Regions from separate parts of the Homo sapiens genome. Here region 2 is linked to region 1. Evidence: chromatin contacts called from ENCODE Hi-C or POLR2A ChIA-PET data. All regions are on one chromosome and are shown on one strand. The core of a region is the stretch at or near the end of the contact, and the rest is flanking DNA. Distances in the headings are between cores, read along the strand shown. Region 1 has its middle 14 kb from the start of TNFSF9. Region 2 overlaps ADGRE1 (adhesion G protein-coupled receptor E1).

The links. A loop is a pair of places that touch in the nucleus more often than their neighbours do. ChIA-PET counts read pairs that join two places held with the same protein, here RNA polymerase II (POLR2A). Pooled maps may share reads with other maps.
Region 2: a pooled map shows a loop between it and region 1 (5-fold over the local background). The contact joins two enhancer-like sites. A Hi-C loop is called at or near these places in 2 of 50 pooled maps. POLR2A ChIA-PET finds 5 or more read pairs at or near these places in 3 of 52 experiments (A673, HEK293 and activated naive CD4-positive, alpha-beta T cell).

What each region holds. Positions count from the first base shown.
Region 1 is chr19:6,514,837-6,518,608 of GRCh38, reverse strand. No RefSeq gene overlaps it. Among named protein-coding and RNA genes, the nearest start is that of TNFSF9, 14 kb to the left of the region's middle. RefSeq lists enhancers at 366-495, 546-595, 1,937-2,477 and a silencer at 1,906-2,075. Within about 2 kb of position 1,593, at least 32 of the 41 ENCODE cell types and tissues checked have a DNase peak (open chromatin) inside an H3K27ac peak, as active enhancers do.
Region 2 is chr19:6,925,006-6,928,777 of GRCh38, reverse strand. ADGRE1 (adhesion G protein-coupled receptor E1) reads right to left here. Exons shown (of 21, transcript NM_001974.5): 16 at 2,177-2,412; 17 at 567-633. The region is part of intron 1 of LOC105372256 (a long non-coding RNA gene); the gene reads left to right. Among named protein-coding and RNA genes, the nearest start is that of ADGRE1, 39 kb to the right of the region's middle. RefSeq lists an enhancer at 2,254-2,493. Within about 2 kb of position 2,522, at least 2 of the 41 ENCODE cell types and tissues checked have a DNase peak (open chromatin) inside an H3K27ac peak, as active enhancers do.

The DNA of each region.
Region 1 (3,772 bases), core at 344-2,843:
AGGTGCAGGCTGCTATGTGCAGAATGCACGCTTTGGGTTTCAGAGCAGAAATAGGTTTGTATAAAACATTTCAGAAAGATGTGCAAAAATTGAGGGTATTGGGGTGAGAAGATGTGGATGTTTCATGGTGTATGATTTTGCATGCTTGCATTTTCCATGGGTTCGTTTTGTTTGCTTTGTTTTATTCTTTTTGTTTTAACATTAAGCACAGAATCGTGGCCAGCTTTCACACACGCAGAAAGAAACCAGTGGCCAGAGCCACTTGGAGGAAGGAAACTTTTTGTACCTAGTGACATCAAAGGCAGGAAATGGTGTTTCCCTGTTGAGGGCAGTGGAAGGAGGAGTCAGGGTTGGGGAAGACCCAGGCAGACTTGGGGCAGACCCAGCGACCCCTTCCAAGAGCATGAAGAGGCAGCTCACGGTGCTGGGAAGTCAACCCGCTTTGGAAAGGGAATCCCAGCAGGGTAACTACCTGGAAAGGACTTTCCAACTCCCCTGGGGGAGGGACACAAGTAGACACACACAGACACCAGAACACAAAGGGCACACCCATTCTGGACATATACAATCACACAAAACAAGACAGACATACAGACACACCATGCAGACATACACACAATCACACACACACACACACACCTGGACACACAATCATAGATACACAACAACCATCAAAGCTAGCCACAGACCGGGTGCAGTGTCTCACGCCTGTAATCCCAGCACCTTGGGATGCCAAGGCAGTCAGATCACTTGAGGTCAGGAGTCCGAGACCAACCTGGCCAACATGGTGAAACCCTGTCTCTACCAAAAATACAAAAAAAAAAAAAAAAAAAAAATAGCCGGGCGTGGTGGTGAGTGCCTGTAGTCCCAGCTACTAAGGAGGCTGAGATGGGAGACTCGCTTGAACCCGGGAGGCAGAGGTTGCAGTGAGCCAAGATGGCGCCGCTGTACTCCAGCCTGGATGACAGAGTAAGATTCTGCCTCAAAAAAAAAAAAAAAGCTAGCAACAGACACACACAAGGACACAAGAGACATATATTCAGGGCATATAACCAAACACACCGAGACTAGAACACACCAACACAGACACACCATCACACACATACCAAAACAGACATGGAGGTACACAACACACACGTACACGGTTACACACTGAGACAGACACCCAAAGACACAATCGTAGATACACATACATGGCAGGCACCATGGCTAGTCATAGACATAACGCAAGAACACACGTTATGGGCATGCACAATCACACACACAGAGGTCCAGGTCCAATCCTACGACCATCCAAGGTCTGCCCCGCTCCCAGAGGAGTCCCCAGGGACTACCCCTCAGAACACCCAAGTTCCACCCTGTACCCACAGAGGACCACCCAAGATCCACTCCCGCCAGGGAACCCAGGACTCACCCCTCAGACCACCTAGGATCCATCCCCCAAGAGGAAACTCAGGCCCTTCCCTCTGGGGACCTCCCCCTCCCTCCCCTGAGGAACAATCACTCTGGGCCCCTTTTCTCCGCAGCGATACCCAGCTTGGGCAGCGGGCGCCCCCTGGTGGACCTGGAGCCCCAGTCCAGGACTGCACGGAGCTGGGGCCCAGGAGCCAAGGCGCGCGGGGAGTTCCGGTGCTCTAGGACTTGGGAGCATTCACGGCAGAACCGGGGAAGGAAAGAGCGTGGAGACGCGGGAAGGGGAGATGGGAGGCCGGAACTGGATCGGGCAGGGCATTAAGCGCGGGAACAGAACGTCGGAAGCAGGAATGGGTTGGAGGCGGTTGGACCGAAGACCTCCTACTCCCGCACCCCAGCCAGCCCCGCGTCTCCACCCGGCAGGTGCGGCTCCTGGACCGCGGAAGACCCCGGAGGCGGATTCCCAACGAGGCACAGCGAGGGCAGGGTCGGGGAGGTTAGAGTGCTGAGGGTGGGAGGTCTTCGGTCCCACGGCCGAAGCTCGCCTAGTCATGGCTCTCAGCCTGGAAGTAACGCCAAGAAATCGCCCGAGACTGGGAATGCCCAGCGCTCAGCCTGGATGATCACCAGCACCAACGTGGCTTTGGCTCGCGGGTTCAAGAGAAAGATGGGCCCGCCCCTTCCACGACTGATCCTGTCAGTCTACCGAAGCCCCATTCCGCTGTCATCCGCCTCCCACCTCCCTAGCTTCTCCCCAGGCCCCGCCCTCGTACCCATCCGTTTGCCTCTCAGGCTCTGCCCACTCCTCAGTCCTTCCCACTTTCCTGTCATTCTCTCGAGGACCGTCCGCTTCCCCAGCAGACTCCCAGGCCCAGCCCACTCCTCAGTTCCCCTACCCCACGGTCATTCTCCCTAGACTCCGCCCACTTCATAGTTATTTGTCTCCCAGCCCTTGCTAACTCCTTAGTCCCTCCCACTTCCCTGTCATTCTCCCCAGGCCCCGCCCACTTCCCCTGCTGTCCGCTCCAGGCCCTTCCCACGCCACAGTTCCTCCCAATATTATCTCCAGGCCCCGCCCACTTCCCCTGTTATCAGCCTCCCAGACCCTGCCCACTCCTCAGTCCCTCACACCTCCCTGTCATTCTCCCAGGCCCCGCCCATTTCCCAATCATTAGTGACCTGGGAATAGGGCCTGGAGACTCTTCGTGCCCCACTCTGTTTTCTGCTTTTTTTTTTTTTTTTTTTTTTGGAGACGGAGTTTTGCTCTTGTCGTCCAGGCTGCAGTGCAATGGTGCGATCTCGGCTCACTGCAACCTCCGACTCCCGGGTTCAAGTGATCCTCCTGCCTCAGGCTCCCGAGTAGCTGGGATTACAGACATGCACCACCACGCCCGTCTAATTTTTTTTTTTTATTGTATTATTAGTAAGGACAGGGTTTCACCATGTTGGTCAGGCTGGTCTCGAACTCCTGACCTCAGGTGATTCACTCACCTTGGCCTCCCAAAGTTGTGGGATTACAGGTGTGAGCCACCGCGCCTGGCACTTTTCTGCTTTTCTTAGTCCATACCACCCTCTCCTCAGGCTCGGCACCTCTCCCCCTTTGAGGGTTTGTCCTGTCTCAACCCCTAGCCCCTTTTCTGGGTTCTGCCCTTCCGGAGTCCTGCACCCTCTTCCCACTCCAGGTTTTCAAGCCATGCTCATCCCTCACCAATTTCGCTGGGACTTGCAGCCGCCCTTTGATTCCTTTAGGCCTTGCCCCATTCGTTCTGCCCTCCAAACATGCAGGCTCTGCCCTCACCCATAATCCGCATGTACATCCACCAAGACCCCACCCCAGACCTGCCACGCCCCTGGTGTGGGGTGGGGGCTGTGTCTTAAATCACTAACAGGAGCTACGGAGGCCTTGGTTTCTCCACCCCACCCTTCCTCCATGAGGCCTGGTCTGAGTGGGTGAACCCATCCCAAAGCCCTCTGCTCCCCTGACGTGGAAAAGGTCACCACGTGGGGTGATGGCCCCACCCCAGCAGGAATCCTTTCTCAGCACCAGTGGCCTGGGGACTGGCACAGGATGCCCCCCAGCCACTCCACTGTCACCAGAACTCCGGCACCACCAAGATGTTGGATGCGGCTGGACACAGTGGCTCACGCCTGTAATCCAAGCACTTTTGGAGGCCGAGGCGGGTGGATCACCTGAGGTCAGGAGTTCCAGACCAGCCTGGCTAACGTGGTGAAAACTGTCTCTACTAGAACTACAAAAAAGTTAGCTGGCCGTGGTGGCACATGCCTGTAATCCCAGCTACTCAGGAGGCTGAGGCAGAAGAATCGCTTGAACCCGGGAGGCAGAGGTTGCAGTGAGCCA
Region 2 (3,772 bases), core at 1,273-3,772, 410 kb before region 1:
TTTTTAGTAGAGATGGGGTTTCTCCATGTTGGTCAGGCTGGTCTTGAACTCCTGACCTCAAGTGATCCTGGGCCTCTCAAAGTGCTGGGATAACAGGCATGAGCCACCGCAACCTGGCCGATAACTTATTTATTTATTTTTTTTTTTTTGAGACGGAGTTTCACTCTGTTGCCCAGGCTGGAGTACAGTGGCATGAATTTGGCTCACTGCAACCTCCATGTCTCCTGGATTCAAGCGATTCTCCTGCCTCAGCCTCCTAAGTAGCTGGGATTACAAGTGCTCGCCACCACACCCAGCTAATTTTTTGTATTTTTAGCAGAGATGGGGTTTCGCCAAGTTGGCCAGACTGTTCTCGAACTCCTGACCTCAGGTGATCCACCCGCCTCAGCCTCCCAAAGTGCTGGGATTACAGGCGTGAGCCACCACGCCCGGCCTGGAAAGGAGAACTTTTGATGGGAATAAGTGACCCTCTCAGCTGCACACGTCCCTGGAAATTCCAGATCTCGCAGGTCTCCTTGCTCCTCCTTCAGAACACACTTCGCCAGGCTGTTGTAGTATTTGCTTACCACTATAACTGTGCAAACTGGCCCCAAGAAACTCCAGATGAACCCTGTCTCTGTATTCAGCCAGCAGCTGTGGAGAGAAATAGGAGGAGTCAGCGCTTGTCTCAGAGTCCTGACCTTACAGTTAACCCTGTCCCAACAAATGCCCTAGTGGAGGAGAACACTGGGAGGTGAGACTCAGATGATGCTCAGGATGGTCCCGGTTGCAGTTCAGTTTCCTTTAGATCACTGCGCTTCCTCTTTTAGACCTTCTTCCTGGGCAAATGTACCTGAAATGTTTACCTAGTGCCCAAGGTTGAGCTCATTTCCCAATTCACAACTTTGTAATCCTGTTTCCCTCTATGCAGAACTCTCCACTGGTACACCTTATCATTCAAATCTCAGCTCAGGCCGGGCGTGGGGTCTCACGCCTGTAATCCCAGCTACTTGGGAGGCTGAGATAGGAGAATCGCTTGAACCCAGGAGGTGGAGGTTGCAGTGAGCTGAGATCACGCCACCGCACTCCAGCCTGGGTGACAAGAGCAAAACTCTGTCTCAAGATAAATAAATAACAAATAAATAAATAAATAAATAAATCTCAGCTCAAATGTCACCTCCTCTGAGAAGCCACTCCTGACTATCCTTAGATAGGGCAACCTGTCTCTGCTCCTGGTATCCATCTAGCAGAGCTCACTGCATTTTTAAAACAGCAGCTATCACTATCGTAAGTTACCTTGTTTAATTGCTTGTGTAACTGCAAACTGTCTTCCACTACTAGACTATGAGTTTCATGAGAATTTGGGCCTTAGGTGTTTGTTCATCTCTGAATACTCAGCACTCAGAGCACAGCCTAGCATAGACAAGATATTTCATAAAATTGTTTATTCGAAGAAAGGAAGGAAAGAAGGAAAGAAGGGAGGGAGGAAGGGAGGAAGAGAGGGAGGGAGGGAAGGGAAGGAAGGCAAGGAAGGAAGGGAGGGAGGGAGGGAGGAAGGAAGGAGGGAGGGAAGAGGGGAGGGAGGAAGAAGGGAGGAGGGAGGGAGGGAGAGTGGGAGGGAGGAAGAAAGGATTGGCTCCTTTTATTATGTCTCTAGTGTACATTAGCTGCTTTTACAACACAACAACCATTCCGTCATGTTCAATAACAGCACCCCAATATTCCCCCCACTTTTTTCTGAGATGAAGTCTCGCTCTTGTCCCCCAGGCTGGAGTGCAATGATGCCATCTCATCTCACTGCAGCCTCCGCCTCCCGGGTTCAGGTGATTCTTCTGCTTCGGCCTCCCGAGTAGCTGGGATTACAGGTGCACACCACCATGCAGAAGTATTCCTTTCCCACTTTCACCCCCACCACCCCCCATGTCATACACGCAAGAAAAGGAAAATAATCAAGTTAGGTAAACCAGATGTTCTCTTCCTGGAACATAAACCTCAAATAGTAGTGATCCTGGATTTGTGCAGTGCACAACCCATGCTGCTGTACATGGTGGTCCTGAAACCAATAGTACATAATAGAAGAGCTCGATAAATGGTAGCCACAACTACTGCTACTGTTGTTACTCTTCTTGTTGCTCATGTCATTATCACCATAAGCCCTGGCAGCAGGGTCTTCAGGAAGAGAGAGGATGTCACTCACCGATTATGCATTCCATAGCCCTGTGGCTGCACACTGGCAGAGATCACCACCACCAGCATCGGCAGCCCATAACCAAAGGCACAGATGTGCAGCATCTTGATGTTGCGAGAGCTGAAGTAATTCACCACCTTCAGGTTTCTGACCATCAAGAACAGTATCACAGCCTCCACCAGCATCCAGAAGAAGCAGGCAAGGAAAAGGTAGTGCAGGAAGCCCGCGATGATGGCGCAGCCCATCTGGAGGGGAGAAGCATGCGCATCAGAATCCTCCACCCCAGAGAGAAATCGAAAGGAAGAAAGGAAGAGAGAGACTCCTCGGCTGGAAATTCCCCAAACCTAGCTCACTCATTCATCTCACAAACATTTATAGAGAGGTGCAGTGGTTCTTGACCACAGGGAGGAGCACTTCTTGGTAAGGAGACCCATGGTCCTGGTTTGTCTGGACCTAAGATTTCCCAAGACGCATGACTTTCAGTTCTAAAACAGGAAGAGTTTTAGGAAAACTGATTGTCGATCACCCTACTTTAGGGAATGGTTGAAAACAGGCGGGTTCAGCAAACTAGACCCCATAGGCTGGCTGCCTGCCTTGTAAATAAAGTTTTACTGGCTGGGTGTGGTGGCTCATGCTTGTAATCCCAGCACTTTGGAAGGCTGAGGCAGGCAGATCGCTCAAGCCCAGGAGTTTGAGACCAGACTGGGCAACATGATGAAACCCCCCTCTCTATACAAAAATACAAAAATTAGCCAGACATGGTGGCACAGGCCTGTGGTCCCAGGTACTTGGGAGGCAAACGTGGGAGGATCGCTTGAGCCTGGTAGGCTATAAGGAGCTGTGATTCGGCCACTGCACTCTAGCCTGGGTGACATAGCAAGACCCTGTCTCAAAAAAACTAAAAAAATTAAAAATTTAAAAAAAGAAAAGAAAAATAAAGGGAAGTAGAGATTCTAAACTGTAGCATTATCGACATCTGTAACATTATTGCAGAGTCATTCTCTGCCGTGGAGGGCTGCCTTGGGCACGACAAGATACTTAGCAGTATCCCTAACCTTTACCCACCAGAGAGCAGTAGCACGCTGCTCCAGTTGTGACAAGGAAAAATGTCCCCAGACATTGCCAAGTCTCCCCTGGGGACAAAAAGCACCCAGGGAGAGAACCTCTGGTTTAGAAAGTAACAGGAGGGGCCGTGCGTGATGGCTGAAGCCTATAATCCCAGCACTTTGGGAGACCAAGGCGGGTGGATCACCTGAGGTCAGGAGTTCAGGACTAGCCTGGCCAAAATGGTGAAACCCCGTCTCTACTAAAAATACAAAAAAATTAGCCGGGCATAGTGTCTCATGCCTGTATTCCCAGCTTCTCAGGAGGCTGAGGCAGGAGAATTGCTTGAACCAAGAGGCAGGGGTTGCAGTGAGCCAAGATCGTGCCATTGCACTCCAGCCTGGGCAACAAGAGCGAAACTCAGTATCAAAAACAAACAAACAAACAAACAAAAACAAGTAATAGGAGGAACCACTATAATTCATAACACGATCAGGGACATAAGTTTAAACTGAGAGCTGTCACAAGGAGTCAAGCAGGTAAGAAGCTGGGAAGTGAGTG